2 separate regions of the Homo sapiens genome follow, and region 2 is linked to region 1. A link is an interaction called in ENCODE POLR2A ChIA-PET data of the cell type or tissue named here. Cell type or tissue: Caco-2. All regions are shown on one strand. Each heading gives the region's core, and the rest is flanking DNA. Links, peaks and the distances in the headings are about the cores only. Region 1 overlaps SPRED2 (sprouty related EVH1 domain containing 2). Region 2 holds the start of LINC03050 (long intergenic non-protein coding RNA 3050).

What was found. Peaks named below come from ENCODE experiments on the same cell type or tissue, not always from the same donor. Only the 100,000 strongest peaks of a DNase experiment are listed, where the experiment ranks them.
Region 2: POLR2A ChIA-PET joins it to region 1 with 9 read pairs; 3 of 35 experiments call an interaction of 5 or more read pairs at or near these places.

What each region holds. Positions count from the first base shown.
Region 1 is chr2:65,357,544-65,367,154 of GRCh38, forward strand. The region is part of intron 1 of SPRED2 (sprouty related EVH1 domain containing 2); the gene reads right to left. Among named protein-coding and RNA genes, the nearest start is that of SPRED2, 70 kb to the right of the region's middle. RefSeq lists enhancers at 1-484, 517-666. In Caco-2, for the core only: no CTCF peak of the experiment used is centred there; a DNase peak (open chromatin) is centred at 5,788.
Region 2 is chr2:65,594,032-65,603,642 of GRCh38, forward strand. It overlaps LINC03050 (long intergenic non-protein coding RNA 3050), which reads right to left and starts at 8,334. Exons shown (of 3, transcript NR_182288.2): 1 at 7,126-8,334. RefSeq lists enhancers at 7,026-7,619, 7,620-8,213. In Caco-2, for the core only: no CTCF peak of the experiment used is centred there; no DNase peak of the experiment used is centred there.

The sequences.
Region 1 (9,611 bases), core at 4,339-6,838:
AAAGGACCTCGTGTGGTGGCAGAAGTGCGCATATTCAAGTTAGGTGCTCTGGAGGATAAGTTATTCCTTATCTTGGTCCCTTGAAATTTACTGGATAGGCAACTGATTGTGAAAGGAATTCTAAGGAGAAATGAAGAGGTAACACTGGCAACACAGCTACATGAAAAAATCACAGAGCTAGAGGGTGATCCTACTCATCCTGCTGAAGTTTCACACCAATAGAGGTAATTCCTTTTTGGATCTGTTGTAATGAGTGCCGTAAGTCAGGACAGGTGACCTAACCTGACCTAACCTCCATTACACATCTTCTCACAACCGGGTGAGGCACCCCAAACTCTTATTACTGAGCTTCAGTTTCCTTATGTGTAAAATGAGGGGTAGAGACCACAAATGACTTTTGAGACCCTTTCAACTTTGATCCCTTTTCATGCTTTGTGTTTTAAAAAAATGGCCTTAAAGTCCTGTAGTTGTGGCAGAGGGCTTAGCAAACTTAAGCCACTAAAATACCCTACAAAAGCAGATCAGAAAACTTTCAGCAGTAAAATGCAACTGAGAGTATACTTTGAGTAGAGAAAAAACTTGAAACCACAAAGACCTGAAACCATGACAGACTAACAGATATGTTCTCTCAGTGCCAGTGTTATGACACAATTATGAAGTTTCCAGGAGTGAAACTGGTTTATCCAAGTATTTTGAAAAAGCAAGAAAATGATGAAAATTGAGTTTTAATAAGTTTAATAAGATCCTCTGGGGGAAAATAAAAGGTACAACCTGGTCATCTAGCTGGGTTTACGCATCCACAAATGTGAGATTCTCTTTAGCCACATGGAAGAAAAACCCCATGACATATTTATGGAACAAATGCAGGCCAAGAAGAGAAGAGAGATCTACCCTTTTTCTCCCAAACAGTTGATTCTATCTGCCTTATCAGTTGACTCAACATGAACTCCCCAGCCCCAATCTTTACTACATTCAGAGTGAAAAGGAGAAAATGTTAGGAAAAGGTAACAAAGCAATTATTTAGCTTAAAAATAGGGAAAGACATTTCTTATAGACCTCTGCTAAAGCAGCTCAGTGCACATCAAGTTGCAACTTAGGTTTAAGTTGCTTCAATGTGACAAATAATTTCTGGTCCAAACGTAAGTCAGTTGTTTGAAATTGGAATGTATCTTCCCTACAGAAAAAACATAAAATGGTGGGCAACTGGGTTCCCAATCCAGCCCACGAAAGCCCAATCAACGTGGAAAAATATTCCCAAATGTTTCAACTGCTTACTGACAGTCTCCTTGACAAGAAGCCTCTTTCCCCACTGCCAGAAAGGCCAGTTCCTCTCAGCTCTTGCTGGGTTTTGGCCAAGGGCTTTCCTATCTGGGGGTGGGGTGAGGGAGAAAAGGTAAGGAGGAGGAATTCTTCTTAAACTTCTGATTTAGGCTTCATTTTGGGGATCCTCAGAATGTGGCACCACTGAATCTTGAATGGCTCTAAAAGGATCCGTACTGATGTTATTTTACAAATCCCAACTTAAGTGTTACTGGGGAAATTCTTTCCTTTTAGGGTCACAATGACTGTTGGTGAGCAATTAAGTCAAGTGTCAGGCTCATAGGATATAGTCATGATGCAATGGATTCTTGACTAGTTGACTACACAGAGGGACAGGATTTGTCCTACAAGCGCAATTTCCTTCCGAGTTATAACAAGACAGAGCCATCCACTCAGTACACATATTTCCCATGTTACTTTCCTGACATAAAAGAACTAGGCAGCAAGGATAATGTAAAGGCCAACTAGCTACCAAGCTTCCTCAGTTTTAACACGTTAGTCTTAAAATATTTTTTCATTTATAAGGGAGTAGTGTAGTTTGAAGTACTTGATTCAGAAAGAACTCCAGGAAATACTAGAGCTATCTCCACCTCCCAAAGCCAACTAGCTTGTGGAGGCACTAGAAGGCATTTTTTTTCAAGACTCATGATTTTCACAGATAACTGAAACCCTGCGTGGCTAAGCTGCTGAAGTTGGGCTTTCCTGGCCATCACCAACATGTTTGCAGCAGGGAGCCCAACCAAGCTTTAAGTCATGCAGTCTGTGGTGGTTAAAGACCACTGCTGGCTGGGCGCAGTGACTCACGCTTGTAATCCCAGCACTGTGGGAGGCTGAGGCGGGTGGATCATGAGGTCAGGAGATCCAGACCATCCTGCCTAACACGGTGAAGCCCCGTCTCTACCAAAAATGCAAAAAATTGGGCCAGGTGCGGTGGCTCATGCCTGTAATCCCAGCACTTTGGGAGGCCAAGGAGGGTGGATTACCTGAGGTCAGGAGTTTAAGACCAGCCTGGCAAACATGGTGAAACTCCGTCTCTACTAAAAGTACAAAACTCAGCCTGGTGTGGTTCTGTGTGCCTGTAGTCCCAGCTACTCGGGAGCCTGGGGCAGGAGAATCGCTAGAACCCCGGAGGCGGAGGTTGCAGTGAGCCAAGGTCGCGTCACTGCACTCCAACCTGGGCGACAGAGCGAGACTCCATCTCAAAAAAAAAAAAAACAAAAAAAAACAAAAAAAAAACAAAAAAAAAAAAAACAAAGACCAAAAGACCACTGCTCAAGACAGGACAACCAAGTGGCTACTGCCAACTTCTTCCACCAGAGAGCTTTACTGACAGGTGGAAGGGCCCTCGACTTAATGTTGGTCAAAAGGAACAACTCTCTGCTCATTTCACTCACTGGTGTGCTTCAGCCACTTCTCAGGACTAACTTCACACAGTTTCATTCTCCAGGAAAGTCACAGTCACTGAAAGCATCCTGGATATGCCATCCCCTGAAAACTGCCGCACACCCAGCAGTGAGTTGCTGGCATATATGGAAGCTCTTGTGTTAACTTTTTCTTGTGTGTTCGCATATAGCGAATTAACCTTAACACCTGTGGTCCATACATACAATGGAATTATTCCGCCTTAACAAAGAAGGAAACATTGTCATATGCTATAACATGGATGAATCTTGAGGATATTGTGCTAAGTGAAACGTCAGTCACAAAAAGAAATACTGCATGATTTGTTCCGCTTACACCAGCTATCTAAATGTGACTAGTCAAAGTCCTAGAAACAAAAAGGAGAACAGTGGTTGCCAGAGGCGGGGGGCTGGGGAGGGGAGTGAGTTGTTTAATTGGGAAAGAGTTTCAGTTTTGGATGATGAAAACGTTCTAGAGATCTATTATACAAACTTGGATATAGTTAACACTACTGTACTGTTCACTTACAAATGGTTAAGATGATATACGCTATGTTATGTGTTTTTTACCACAATAAAAAAAGATAAACTGTGAAACAAAGAGAGGCTACTTGAAATAGGTAAAGAACCCCAAATTTAGAAATGTTGGGTTTAGCTTAGGAGCATTTCTGCAGTCCTTAAGAAGTAAACATTCACTTTGGGAGGCCAAAGCAGGAGGATTGCTTAAGCCCAGGAGTTTGAGACCAGCCTGTGCAACAATGTGGGACCTCATCTCTATTTTTATTAAAAAATTCTTTTAAAAGAAAAAAGGAGTAAACATTAACACTATTTAAAAAGTTAACTTTCCCCTAATTACAAAAGTAACATATGTCCCCATTATGCAAACTACATACATCACAACCCTCCCTTAAAAAGCATTCTTCTATACTATGAGGAGCAATTAATAAATATGCAAGACCTTCTCAAGAAAACTATAAAAGGAAGATCTTATGCTTCAAATGTAAGTGTAAATGTTGGCTTTGCTTTGTTCCTTGGGGTACCAGGTGAATCATATATAAGAAAAACACAAACATTTCCTTTGGTACTGGTTTTACTGAGACAAAAATGGCTTTTCTTACAAAATCATTTCAAAGAAGAACAGAAGAAAGTTAAACAAAATAGATTTTCCCTGAATTGTTAGCTCTGACAAATTCCTCTAATCCTTAGGCAGTTCTACTTTAATAGAAAGAACACTTACAATGTCTACAACACCAGCAACAGAATACACCAAAATATTTTTCATGATTAGTCCCTTTTCATCTCTTGTATTCTAACCTCAGTTGTAAAGATTAAACACACAGATTATTAAACACACACACATAATCACAAGAATTTCCTGACAGTTCCATTTCTTCTACATGGGGGTTAAGCGATGTTTTTTAATATTACTCAAAGCAGGGAAAAAGGGGCTGTTTTATTTTTCTTTGGAACAGGTTCCAGCCAGATTTTGCACATTGCAGTTCTCTGGCGACGTGATGAGAACACATGCCCACCCACAGACACTAATTTTGCTCTTCACCCCTCCCAAGCAGCCTTTATGACACATGCTGTCTGTGCTTCATTTAATGGAATTCAAGAGGCCCAGTCAAACAGCAGAGCCCCACAGGGCCAGGGCAACAACAGGCAACCCATCTCCTCCACTGGATGGGTACAGGGAACATGTGTTTAAAAGAAAACAACAACAACAAAAAAAGCCAAATCTAGCTTGGACATCTCCAATCTGAAGAATCTTTACAAATGAATGAATGAAGTCATCTCTTCGATTGAAATCAAGAAAGAGATAGTAATCTTGCTGTAGTTCTTATACACTGAACTCTATGAAGATGATGCAGCTAACTGTCTGAGCTGCTCTCAGATGTGCAGCAAAGAAGGTATCACTCTCATCCCAAGCCAAAAGCTCTAAGAGGGCTGAAGTGCCAGCCTGCTTCTGCAGCACTTGCTTTCTCTATGGTCATCATCTGTTTTTTTTTGTTTTTGTTTTTTTTGAGATGGAGTCTCACTCTGTCGCCCAGGCTGGAGTGCAGTGGCGCGATCTGGGCTCACTGCAAGCTCCGCCTCCCGGGTTCACGCCATTCTCCTGCCTCAGCCTCCCCAGTAGCTGCAACTACAGGCGCCCGACACCACGCCCAGCTAATTGTTTTGTATTTTTAGTAGAGATGGGATTTCACTGTGTTAGCCAGGATGGTCTCGATCTCCTGACCTGGTGATCCACCCACCTCAGCCTCCCAAAGTGTTGGGATTACAGGCGTAAGCCACTGCGCCCGGCCGTCACCTGTTATGAAGAAACCTTGGCAAATAAGAATCCAACTGGGTTGGGAGGCCAAGGTGGGTGGATAACCTGAGGTCAGGGGTTCGAGACCAGCCTGGCCATCATGGTGAAACTCCATCTCTACCAAAAATACAAAATTAGCCAGGCGTGGTGGTGCATGTCTGTAATCCTAGCTACTTGGGAGGCTGAGGCAGGAGAATCGCTTGAACCAGGGAGGTGAAGGTTGCAGTGAGCCAAGATCATGCCATTGCACTCCAGCCTGGGCAACAAGAGTGAAACTCCATTTCAAAAAAAAAAAGAAAAGAAAAGAAAAGAAAAAAACGGCTGGGCACGGTGGCTCATGCCTGTAAACCCAGCACTTTGGGAGGCCGAGGCGGGCGAGCAGGCCAGCCTGCTTCTGCAGCACTTGCTTTCTCTATGGTCATCATGTTTTGTTTTTTTTTTTTTTTTTTTTTTTTGAAAGGTTTGAGACCAGTCTGACCAAAGTGGAGAAAACCTGTCTCTACTAAAAATATAAAATTAGCTGGGTGTGGTGGCACATGCCTGTAATCCCAGCTACTCGGAGGCTGAGGCAGGAGAATCACTTGAACTTGGGAGGCGTAGGTTGCAGTGAGCCGAGATTGTGCCATTGCACTCCACCCTGGGCAATAAGAGCAAAACTCCGTCTCAAAAAAAAAAAAAAAAAAAAAAATTCCAACTGGGAATGCGCACGGTTTCCACAACTATGCCACATATAGCTCAAGACAATCCAGGTGCAGTTGACGCAACAAGCTGTCAGCAAACATGTACCCGGAAGAATGTTCAGGGTTCACAGAAGTCCATGCTGGTTTGATAAGAGGGTGATCATTCATCCCATTTGTACATTTAGGAGTTTATGTCGTTAGAAGGCTGATCCACGCTTGTCTCTGGCTTTTCTGAGCTACACAGGAATGTTGCTATTTCTAGATAATGATATAAGATTTACCTACAAGTGTTATTAATCCCACCCAGTATGGCAGAATGACCATAAACTCCAGATGTGGGGAGGACAATATCACAGCAGACAGTGAGCAATGGACAGCAGGCGATAGACAGGCCAAGCCTCCTGAGGCAGTGATCATCATGACCACACATCCATAAACCACACATCCGGACAGCAAGGACAGACTGCAGACTCTGTAACAAACAGGTCTCCCTCCAAATACAAATAAGGATGTTTAAATGTTGGTAGGTGATCTATACTAATTTTACATAAACCTGTTTTTATAAAATGTTTATTGAATTCGTAATAGCTTTGAGTCTTTAGAATATAATTTTAGTAAGTGCTAAAAATCTGCAAGCCAGCAAAGATTGGGAAAAATTGTTCCACTAAAATATCTTGGACACTCTTAACCTTTCAGGATTCAAATGCTCTCCCTGACTCTCACTCTCCCCAAGAAAAAGGAAAAACAAAAATCTTTTTTCCAAGGTTATGTCACTCTACTTGGCTCAGAAGACATGGCCACCAAAACTATCAAATGGATTTTTGAGTAGAGCAGTTCTTTCTTGATTTCCATCCAAGCAGAGTTAGGTTTTGAAGAACCAAAAAGGAATAGCTCAAAGCTGCTTATACACAATAGCAATGAGTGGCTCTGGATTGTAGACTCCAGTAAATCTATGAATAAAAGAAAACCCAGGGAGGAATTTATCTCCAATAACAATGAATCCCCACTAGGGCGGGAATTAAGAGAAGAACCGGACTGGGCTCAGATTTGAAACACTTTTAAATGTAACACTCCCCAGCACATTGCTCTGAACATAGGCAGCGTCTCACTCAATATCTATTGATTGCTTCCAAGTTGAATGATATGAGACCTTTGGAACTGGCCATGGCTCTGTATTCCTTTTCCCTCAAAAGGGAAAGAAGGCATCTAAAAACCACGTGGTTCCTTTGGACTGATGGCTCACAGTGCTTAACAGCAAAGGGGCCTCTGAGGCGTGGCAGCCACAACCCTAGGAGTGATTATCATTGTCCAATTTCAATGGTCAGTATACCCTCTGTGTACTGTAACCAAAGCTAACAGAATATGGTGCTCTGGAAAGAATGTGGACAGGACCTGAGCGAGTCCCAACTATACAAATCACAGAAAAACAAGACACAGAAAGTGTCACTAAATCAAGAACTTTAAAATAAATGTTTTTTTTATCCCTGACTATAATCATTTACCATAGGCCTCAAGGAAAAAAAAAATGCTACCATGAAACCTAATGTTTCCGTGAAAGCACAGGAAATTAGTTATTCTGTCTTTAAAATAAAACAAAATTAATGTATATTTTTCTAATGAATTTGATAAAGTGAACCCTAAGTTGAGTGTGGCATTCACCAAAACTATAAGAAAAAACCCCGTTTACTATAAGATGGCAAAATATGGGTCTTAGTTCAAGCTAACACTTTTAAAGTAGCCTTTCTTTCACAACTTAAAAAAATGTTGTTAATAAAAAATGGCCCTCACTTTGAATCTGAAGTATTTTTTAATGTCACCAAGTGCTATTATTAAATGTGTACTATATATGCATGTATACACACATAAAAATAAGCACTACAGATGTGGGCATGAAAATTCTTAGCAAAACCCCCACATATTTCAAATACTGTTCTTCTTCATTATTGTCCTCTACCATAATTAGCACGTTACAGCATAACAGGTGGCTTTCATTTATAGAATGCAAAATTAATGAAATTTAGAGATGGTCTTGTCTCCAAAAACAAATTGGCCATTCTATAAAAAGTACACCCCTTAATCTACAAAACAAACAGAAACAAACTCCCTTCATGCTGGTTTTCCAAATTATAGGAATTTCTGAATGTAGTTAAGTAAATTGAATGCATTTACTGACAGCTTAAAATTCATACACTTCAAGGAAAACAAGTCATTATTATGGATTTTATAAGAAAGGGGAAGAGAAACAAAGATTGCCGATTTTTCCAGCTTGGTAACCCCAGATCTGTTTAATGCTCTCTGAGTGATAACAGGATTTACTGCTATACACTGGGCTGCTCCACAAATGCTAAATCTTAGGCAAATTTGTGGGCAGTTGTGTTATAGGTCCTGACCTAGCCATTCTGGACAGACAGACCAGGAAAGCATAAATAGTACTGCTATAAACTAACTATAGCATCTGTCCCTAACAAGCAAGACTCACAAAGTATTTTTTTAAAATATGAGGAGACACTGAATAGACTGTCAACACACATAGGAATGTTTAATACACTCAAATAAATAAGATATGTGCTTTAACTAGTCAGACATTGTTTAAATTTAGTGGGTGAAGAAAGAGAGAGGGTCAGACAGGCAGACACAGCCTCCCAATTATGCAGAATGATCCTTCAGATCATGTGAACGCTATAATTAAATGTTGCTACCAAATCCCCACTACCCTTTCTCCCACCTAGAAAAAGTTAATGCATGAATTCAGTATGAGCAAATTGTGATTTATAAAAACAAACAAACAAACAAACAAACAAAACCCACCCTATTCACTCCGTAGGGGAATAAAGCTTTCTTGCATTAAGTCACGCATCATGGGGGTAGGAAAAAAGCACAGTACTGAAAGAAATCCAACGTAACACAATAGTAATTGTTAGACCACCTCCTTCAGCTCACCTCTGCTTATTCATTTGTTTTAAAGCTCTACACTACCCACCCAAGAGGTATACCATCTCTGCAAGCTGTTTCCTAGGCAGCATCTTTTAGATTCAGGACTTAATAATAAAAAACAACAACAACAACAACAAAACATTTCTATCAGAATATCTAAGGAGAAATTTGTTTTCAGAAAGAGGCATGAGAGGCTAAGAGCTCTGTGTCTATCAACAGACCAGAGGTTACCTATCTGTCCTTGCACGTGGGCACACACAAATACAAACACATACACACTGTGGTCCTCTACAACTAGGATAAATTTTCTCCTTTAAAAAAATGCTAAAAGCAGGCACCAGAAAGGTTAAGAATAAGAGAACAATGAAAAAATAAAGTTCATGTAAACAGTAAGCACGTACCTGCCAGGCGATGCCATTTCCTCTACATTGTGGAGCCCGAGTGCTGGGTATTAGCATTATTGCTACTATAAAGCTTCCGATAAAAATGGATCGTCTCTTGCTGACCTGAGAACCAGCTGGCTGCCTGAGAAGTGGTTTCCCCCATATATGATTCAGTCTCCTTGACAAATATACTGCATTGTACCGGATGAGTCATCCGAGGGTTAGTCCGCATTTTATAGGCCTGTTGTGTCATTACTCACATTCAACATCCTGCTTCTCAAAAGTGGAAACTGGAAGCCTGACAGCTGACAGATGCGTTTTCCAATTAAAATATTGTTTTAAAAATTCCTGTAAGTTATGATTACCAATCATTGATGAAAGGATGAAATGCCCAGGAAGCAAATGGCACAGTTCAATACCTGAGATTACATTCTGGAGAACCACAAGTGCAAATTCTTCACCTGCCCCCAGCCCCAAACCAAAGAATTTCGTCCAAAGTTGAGAGCAAGGATCCCTCTCTTTAAAGTTATCAGCTGAATTCGTGTAGGCATGGACTTGTTGATTCTTGTGCTGTGAGGTTACC
Region 2 (9,611 bases), core at 3,794-6,293, 240 kb after region 1:
AATATATGGAGTTAAAATATTCACTACATGAACTCAATAGAGAATGGAGATGACATAGAAAGGAGTCAGTATACTTTTAGATAAATCCGTGGAAATGATCCAGTCTGAAGAATGGAGAGAAAACAAGATTGACAAAAAAGAACAAAGTCTCAGGTACTTGCAAAGCAATATCATCTGGTATCACTTTTCTTCAGCTTTTTGTGTTTCTCTAGCATTTCTTTCAGAGCAAGTCTGCTGGCAATGAATTATATTAGTTTTCCTTAATCCAAAAATGTCTTTATTTTCTTCCATTCTTGAAGGATATTATTGCTGACTATAGAATTATCTGTTGACAGTTCTTTTCTTTCAGTACTTTAAAGAAGTTCCACTTCTTTTGGGGAGAAATCTGCAGATGTTTGTTCCCTAGATATAATCTGTTATTTTTCTCTGGCTGCTTTCAAGACATTTTCTTTATTTTTATTTTTATTTTTTCCAGCACTTTGATCAGGATGTGTTGGGTGTTTTTATTTGAGTTAATCCTGTTTGGGATTCATCCGAGCATAAATTTGTAATTTATGTCTTTTACCAAATTTGGAAAAATTTCAGCCATTATTTATTCAGTTTTTTTCTGTATTAATCTTTTTCTCCTCTTCTGGGACCCAAATGTAGTGAATATTAAGCTTCTTTATATTGTCTTGTAGGTTCCTGAGACTTTGTTCTTTTTTTTCAATCTTGTTTTCTTTTTTTTTTTCTTTTTGAGATGGAGTTTTTCTCTTGTTGCCCAGGCTGGAGTACAATGGCGCGATCTTGGCTCACTGCAACCTCCGCCTCCCAGGTTCAAGCAATTCTATTGCCTCAGCCTCCTAAGTAGCTGGGATCACAGGCATGCACCACCATGCCCAACTAATTTTGTATTTTTAGTAGAGACGGGGTTTCTCCATGTTGGTCAGGCTGGTCTCAAACTCCCGACCTCAGGTGCTCCGCCTGCCTCAGCCCTCCCAAAACGTTGGGATTACGGGCGTGAGCTACCGTGCCTGGCCCTCTCTATTCTTTAGACTGGATAATTTCCATTGATTTATCTAAAAGTTTACTGACTCTTTTCTGTTTTTTTTTTTTTTTTTTTGTTTTTGTTTTTTTGACACAGAGTCATGCTCTCTTGCCCAGGCTGAAGTGCAGCGGCACCATCTTGGCTCACTGCAACCTCTGCCTCCCAGGTTCAAGCAATTCTCATGCCTCAGCCAGCCCAGTAGCTGGGACTACAGGGGCACACCACCATGTCCAGCTAATTTTTATAATTTTAGTAGAGACGGGCTTTTGCCATGTTGGCCAGGCTGGTCTTGAACTCCTGTCCTCAAGAGATCCTCCTGCTTTAGCTTCCCAAAGTGTTGGGATTACAGGCCAACTGACCTGGCCAACTGACTCTTTTCTATGTCATTTCCATTCTCTATTGAGCTCATTCAGTGAATTATTTATTTATTTATTTATTGAATTTATTTTTTATTTTTGTTTTTTGAAGGGGAAGGTTCAGTGAATTTTTAAACTTTCTGTATTGTATTTTTCAGATCAAAAATTTCCACTTGGTTCTTTTTAAAAAAGTTTATATTTCTCTGCTAAGAATGTCTTTTTATTCATTCCAATAGTATTTACTTTTATGGTATGATTATGTAGCATGGTTATAGTAGCTGTTTTAAAGTCATTATGTTGTAGTTCCAACACCTGAGTCATCTTGGGAATGGCATCTGTTGATTGTCTTTTTCCTTGAGATTTGATCAGATTTTCCTGTTTTTATCATGTTGAGCAATTTTGGATTGTATCCTGGATATTTTGAGTATTATGTTTCATGACTGTGAGTCCTGTTGAAATCCTCTGGAGAATATTGATTACTTTTCTTTGCTTTTGGGCAGATAACCAACCCCATTAGGTTCAGACTGGGAGTTCTGGCCCACATTCTGTGGGCAGTGAATCCAATATCAGTTCAGTTTTCCACAGATTTGTTATGCTGTTGGGTCTTCTCTGAACATGTGCCACTTAGGGATTAGTCTGGTGCTTGGCTGGCTCTCAAAGTCTTTGACATACTTCTTTGAGTCTGTTTCACATATGTGCACCTCAGACTGGTATTGGTGCAGACATAGAATTAGGGGATCCCTTCCTCCAACTCTCTGTTCTCTATGATTGTCCCCAGACTCTTCAGCTTTCCAGAGCCTTCTCTTCCCTATTTTTCTGGCCAGAAAGATGGATTTCTCTCAGTGTTAACCCATTCCCCCCATTCTCTCACATAATTCTGCACAACTGGGGCTGCCCTCAAGTTCAAAGTAGTGAGAGAAAAGAGAGAGAACAAATAACAGGGATTCCCTCCACACTTTTTGGAGCACAGGGACCCCCTTTTCCTGTGGCCAGAGAGACAGGCTTTTCTCTTGGGGTTTTAGATGTCTGTGTAGTGGTGGCAGTGCAGCTCAAAAACTGGGACTGGCCTTAGGTCAGGGCTGGAGAGAAAAATAAATAAATAAATAAACAAACAAATAAATAAATGGTTATTTCCCCCATACTCTCAGGCCCAGAGAGTATCCCAGTCATCTGGTCAGAAAATGGGGATTTCTCTTGGAGTTTTGCTGTTTATGCCTGCTTCACAGTTCCATAATTTGGTCCCCTTTGGGTTAATGCAGGAAGATAAAGAAGGAAACTCATTGTTGTACCAAAAACTCTACAAGTTTTGACTTTCCTCTTTGAGCTGTCTGCCATTGTTTACCTTTCAGAGTCCTCAGGTAGTTGCTTTTTGTGCTCCATGAGAATTTTGAATTGTAATTAGTGGGAAGGATAGGCTATGATGCAGTTTACTCCATCTTGGCTGGCACTAGAAGTCACCATGCTTCTTTGATCTAATGATCCATTCCCTCTGCTTTCTTCTCTTTAATCCAAGTAGAAAGGGGCTCCTCTTTTGAAGTTATGGCTATTTTAATTTACCTTAGACGGTTGGGCTCTTCCAGTGTCATCCCCTCTTCTCCTCTCTTCATAGCTTCCCTTTTTGAGAAAGCTCTTTGTTTGACTCCTCTTGGGCCTGGGCAGTAAATTTTGTGCTATACAAAATTCTCTGCTGTGTTTCTTCCACAGACTCTGTGACTCAAAGCTGTGCATAGGTCCTCAGATTCTTTTCCTGTTGGGCTGTCTAAGGCAGCCACTATACATGTGTATATATGCACGCGCACCCGTGCATGCAGTGCCTTGATCTCAATGGCTACGTCTCTTAACAGTAAACTCCCAAATCATCTAGGTCTAAAGGGACTCAGAGGGTACTAGAGATCTTTTCTGAAACCCTTCTAGTTCTTGAGGTGGGTAGGCAAGAGTGGCCAGAGTATGACCTTCTGATATCTAGTTTTGTGGAATGCATCACATAGTGTTTTATGTCATATTTTGGCACTGTCATTGCTTGTAGAATACCATTTTGGTCTGCCTTGCCTACCTCTCTTTGTGTGTGGATCCTAATCTTTCCAGAGAGTGTGGAGTTTTAATTGCAAAAAGGATGTGGATGCTTTAGAATCCAGGTGGATGGAGGTACTCTGAATATATTCTACTGTGGAGTGATTGTTTGCATCCATAAGCAACTGGATCTCCATTAGCAGTCTCCTTCAGTCCAGGAGTCCTCATGAATTGTGACAGAGAACTAAGTGTGGCACCGTCACAAACTCCGAGAGGAAACATTTCAACTCCCTCTTTGGCCTTTACTGGTAGCTCTGCCATTGGGTACTCTCCCTAAGGAAGGAGGCATTTCTGTTCAGGAAGGAGGAAGCAGGTATGGAAGAATTTCACTTTTTATTATTCCTGAGCCTTTAGCTCACTGGTCACAGGCCTAGGCAAATGACAACTTTCTGAGGCACCTGTTTTCTAGCCGTTTGTATGCTCCCCACTGCCATGGAGGCCAGCATGGATGTAAATAGATGTAGAAAATTCTACAAACTCTATTTAGTAAGTAACCAAGTAGAATAGTTGTTTAAACAAAAATCAGTGCCCAGGGATAATGATACATGCCATATTTTGCCCAGTGTGAGTGTATTAATCTTCTAGTTGAAGGAGTGAATTGGTATTATCCTGATATGATGTCATACTCAGAGTTTCCTGCCTCTATTTTCCATCTGGAGTGAAATCAAGAAGATTAGGATGTGAGCATGATCCTTCTTTTGTTCTGCATCTTATGAAAGACAAAACCCTTGTGTTTTGGGGTGATGTCATTTTCTTTATGAGAAAAGAGTATGAGATTAGTGCTTGTCCCCCACCTTTAAGTCTGGTTTTTGATTTAATTATCATGTAGAAGTAATTCTTTAGTAGGATGTTCTATCATAGCTTTAATGCCATTTCTGATTTTGCCTATGTGGACAGGGCCTGAGTTTCCTCCAAGTGTTCAATTAGGATGACTTACGAGAACAGAGTGGGGGAAATGACATCAGATATCATACCAAAGCCATTTATGCTATCAAATAATGATGTCTCTTTTCTAGAAACACATAATTATACTTGGAATTCATGATAATATTCTACAGTATTTCAAAATCCACAAACAGATAAAATATCAGAGGAAAGAAAATGCTTTTGATGTGTCAGAATTCATTTATTTTCCAACTCGTTGTGCTTTGCCTTACGGTACGTGAATGGGCACTTATCAAAGCATAAGAAGGTTATTATTATATTCCATTCTTATTCAATTCAAATATTCCATTCTTAACATTTGTCCAAATTCAGTTTAATATGCCCTATTAACATGAAGACTGTTGAGAAAGTATACCAAATAGGCTTCAGGAGGAGATCAGAAAACTAAATTAGGCTTTGTCCCTAAATATTAAAAAAAATTACTTAAGTTATAGAAGTAATCCATGAAGAGCTACTTGATATAAAAAAGCAAATTACCTTCTTAAAAAGCTAATAGCATGGGGTCAAAAATTCCTTTCCTGTAAATTTGGGAATCTATCTTTTCATGGCCAATATTCTTAATGTAGCATTTTTGATAAATAACATAATTTTGTAACTGCCCATTAAAATATGTAATTTATTATTTAGAATTCTCCTTAAAATATTTTGCATTTTGGTTTGCTCTCTTTAGTAAGAGGGAGATTTATTATGCAATCTTCTAAAGTGTAACACTTATTTTCTGCCCGTTAACTTGTCTGTGTTTATGCTTTGCTTTGTTGAATCAATCACTGTGGTGTTTTATGGTTATTTCCACATGTGTCTTAGCTCCCCAGCTAAATTGTAAGCTCCTTGAATAGTCTAAGTCTTTATCCTGTATTTCTTGCCTTCTATATCACTTGAAGGATATTACACACTATAGATACTCAGTAAATACTTTTCCTTATAAGCACAAATTGGCATTAGATTAGTTCAAATCTGCTACCCAGGAATGAAGCCCAAATGTTGCTTTTGGTGGGTGATAGGGGTCATATAAATCTTTGCTATCTCCTGGTTCAGTTGTGGTTTGACTAGTTCTTAGGAAAGAATAAAAAGTTCTGGATAATCAAAAGTGGTAATTTGTTGAATTTCATTTTATAAAGATTTTATTTGGAGAAGAAACAAAATCAGAGTATTTAGATTTGAGAGAGGGGTGAAAGACAAAGTTGCTATCTTTAAAAATGCTTTTCTCACCTCTCCTATTCTGATAATCTTATGCACATAAAATCATCTATGCAGGATGGTTTTTACCATTTTCTCCTCTTCTGATGATGGGCACTGTTTACGAAGGTGAAATAGAAAGCAGACTGGTTGGAGACAACATTAGGGTAGTTTTTCCATAGCGTGGACACGTCTCAGTTATTCCCAGGCCTTCATCTATTCATTCTTTCAGCAAGGATGTATTGATCACTGATTCCACGGCAGGCATTGCGCAGCCCTAGAAATACAGTGAGGGCAAGACAAACATGACCTTGCCCTCAGGGACTTGTATTATTGCACTCTGGTAAATCCTAAATATACTTCTTTTTTTTTTTTTTTTTTTTTTTAAATTGATCATTCTTGGGTGTTTCTCGCAGAGGGGGATTTGGCAGGGTCACAGGACAATAGTGGAGGGAAGGTCAGCAGATAAACAAGTGAACAAAGGTCTCTGGTTTTCCTAGGCAGAGTGTTTGTGTCCCTGGGTACTTGAGATTAGGGAGTGGTGATGACTCTTAACGAGCATGCTGCCTTCAAGCATCTGTTTAACAAAGGACATCTTGCACCACCCTTAATCCATTCAACCCTGAGTGGACACAGCACATGTTTCAGAGAGCACAGGGTTGGGGGTAAGGTCACAGATCAACAGGATCCCAAGGCAGAAGAATTTTTCTTAGTACAGAACAAAATGAAAAGTCTCCCATGTCTACCTCTTTCTACACAGACACGGCAACCATCCGATTTCTCAATCTTTTCCCCACCTTTCCCCCCTTTCTATTCCACAAAACCGCCATTGTCATCATGGCCCGTTCTCAATGAGCTGTTGAGTACACCTCCCAGACGGGGCGGCTGGCCGGGCAGAGGGGCTCCTCACTTCCCAGTAGGGGCGGCCGGGCAGAGGCACCCCTCACCTCCCGGATGGGGTGGCTGGCCGGGCGGGGGGCTGACCCCCCACCTCCCTCCCGGACGGGGCGGCTGGCCGGGCGGGGCGCTGACCCCCCCACCTCCCTCCCGGACGGGGCGGCTGGCCAGGTGGAGGGCTGACCCCCCCACCTCCCTCCCGGACGGGGCGGCTGGCCGGGCGGGGGGCTGACCCCCCCACCTCCTTCCCGGACGGGGCGGCTGGCCGGGCAGAGGGGCTCCTCACTTCCCAGTAGGGGCGGCCGGGCAGAGGCACCCCTCACCTCCCGGATGGGGTGGCTGGCCGGGCGGGGGGCTGCCCCCCCACCTCCCTCCCGGACGGGGCGGCTGGCCGGGCGGGGGGCTGACCCCCCCACCTCCCTCCCGGACGGGGCGGCTGGCCAGGTGGGGGGCTGACCCCCCCACCTCCCTCCCGGACGGGGCGGCTGTCCGGGCGGGGGGCTGACCCCCCACCTCCCTCCCGGACGGGGCGGCTGGCCAGGCGGGGGGCTGACCCCCCCACCTTCCTCCCGGACGGGCGGCTGGCCGGGCGGGGGGCTGACCCCCCCACCTCCCTCCCGGACAGGGTGGCTGCTGGGCGGAGACGCTCCTCACTTCTCAGACGGGGCGGTTGCCAGGCAGAGGGTCTCCTCACTTCTCAGACGGGTCAGCCGGGCAGAGACGCTCCTCACATCCCAGACGGGGCGGCAGGGCAGAGGCGCTCCCCACATCTCAGACGATGGGCGGCCTGGCAGAGACGCTCCTCACTTCCTAGATGGGATGGCGGCCGGGCAGAGACGCTCCTCACTTTCCAGACTGGGCAGCCAGTCAGAGAGGCTCCTCACATCCCAGACGATGGGCGGCCAGGCAGAGACGCTCCTCACTTCCCAGACGGGGTGGTGGCCAGGCAGAGGCTGCAATCTCGGCACTTTGGGGGGCCAAGGCAGGCAGCTGGGAGGTGGAGGTTGTAGCGAGCCGAGATCATGCCACTGCACTCCAGCCTGGGCACCATTGAGCACTGAGTGAACGCGACTCCGTCTGCCATCCTGGCACCTCGGGAGGCCAAGGCTGGCGGATCACTCGCGGTTAGGAGCTGGAGACCAGCCTGGCCAACACAGCGAAACCCCGTCTCCACCAAAAAAATACGAAAACCAGTCAGGCGTGGCGGCGCGCACCTGCAATCGCAGGCACTGGGCAGGCTGAGGCAGGAGAATCAGGCAGGGAGGCTGCAGTGAGCCGAGATGGCAGCAGTACAGTCCAGCTTCGGCTCGGCATCAGAGGGAGACCGTGGGGAGAGGGAGAGGGAGAGGGAGAGGGAGAACCTAAATATACTTCTTTGTAGAGAGGATCGTGAACTGCTTTAAGTCTGGTGGCATCAGAGGAAAAATTAGACATCTTCAGGTTGATTCCACAGAGCAGTTGTTTCCTTTTTCACTTGACTTACATAGAATTAAGTCAGGTTATATAAATAAATGTAAAATCAAGTTGGTTTTTCCATTGTAAGGAGAAAAATGCTTTCATATTACTTAAAATGCATTTCAATAAATATAGAAAATTACATACAAATGGCCGGGTGCGGTGGCTCATGCCTGTAATCCCAGAACTTTGGGAGGCTGAGGCATGCGGATCACCTGAGGTTGGGAGTTCGAGACCAGCCTGACCAATATGGAGAAACCCTATCTGTACTAAAAATACAAAATTAGCCGGGCGTGGTGGCACATGCCTGTAATCCCAGCTACTCAGGAGGCTGAGGCAGCAGAATCGCTTGAACCCGGGAGGCGGAGGTTGCGGTGAGCCGAGATTGTGCCGTTGCACTCCAGCCTGGAAAACAAGAGTGAAACTCCGTCTCAAAAGAAAAAAAAAATTTACATACAAATTATATACCCCACATGAGAGTTTCTTGTGAGGAATTATAGTCCCCTACAACTACCAAGTCCCCTACAAAAAACAATTTACCTTACCCCCGCTTTTTTTTAGTAGAAATTGACACTGGGTTGAGGGTGTCCTATGGAATGAATGAGTAAAACTGAAACATTCGACTTGTTAGAAGGAAACATGACCATGATTTCAAGGATGATCCAATGTAGCTTGGCGGCAGCCCCTGATAGCTCTCCTGCTATGTGTTTTTTTTTTGGTAGCAGTGATGGAGAAAACAATGAAGATGAAATTTCCAGGAAATAACCCAATCAGGTGTTGCTTAATGGAGTCTACTGTCATTAAAATCCAATTTGATTCATTTGGAGAGTGAAATATCACAATTGCAACTGCACCATAATGGCTTTTTGGAAGATGGAATTTGTATAAACTGGGTTAATCCCTTGATCACCAATTCAAATAAAAATAGATAAAACATGAGGAGGTTGGCAGGGGTGAAGGACTGGGAATAGCAACGGTGTTGCCAGAAGGTGTCTTTCCTGCCAAGGGGAATTGGCATAGGGAACCGTCTCTGAGCCCAAGTTCTGGAAGCCACAACCTGATGGAGACAGAAGACAGATTGCCTAGGTCCAGCTGGGGAGTGGAGCCCTGCTGGCCCAGCCAGATCACAAGTGAATTGCCCCTCTGACCTACACATGTGCTCTGTGTGTCGAAATTTGCATTTCTTTCCATTTAGAATTTTGCTTTCTATTAGCCCACAAGAAGTTTAATGGCTGTCATGAACAAGTTTTGTTGTGTTTTCCTTTGGAAATGTAGCTGTTAGGAAATCATTCAATGAGTTCTGGGTTTATACCTAGAAATGGTCCCCTGGAAGTCTGGAAGAGTTAGATGCTACCACAAGGTTCTACCAGACGTGCAGGGCATAACTTGTACACGCAGGCTGGGTCAGCCGTATTGAGTGGATTGCAGGAGGAAACCTTAACTATGAGGCTGCTACCTTGGACTTGAAATACTTTGACAATCAACAATTAGTGAGAATTGGGATAAGATTTGTTTCTCCTTGGCAAATTCTTCTAACATTCTACAAGCAAAATGGGATTTCAAAGGCAAGAATTGCTCAGTGATGACAAACTTTTAATTACCTCACATACAAAAGATTGGCATGGTATTTATGATTTTTAATATAGTCATTAAAAAAGACTCCACAAGAATCTCTACTAAGCTGT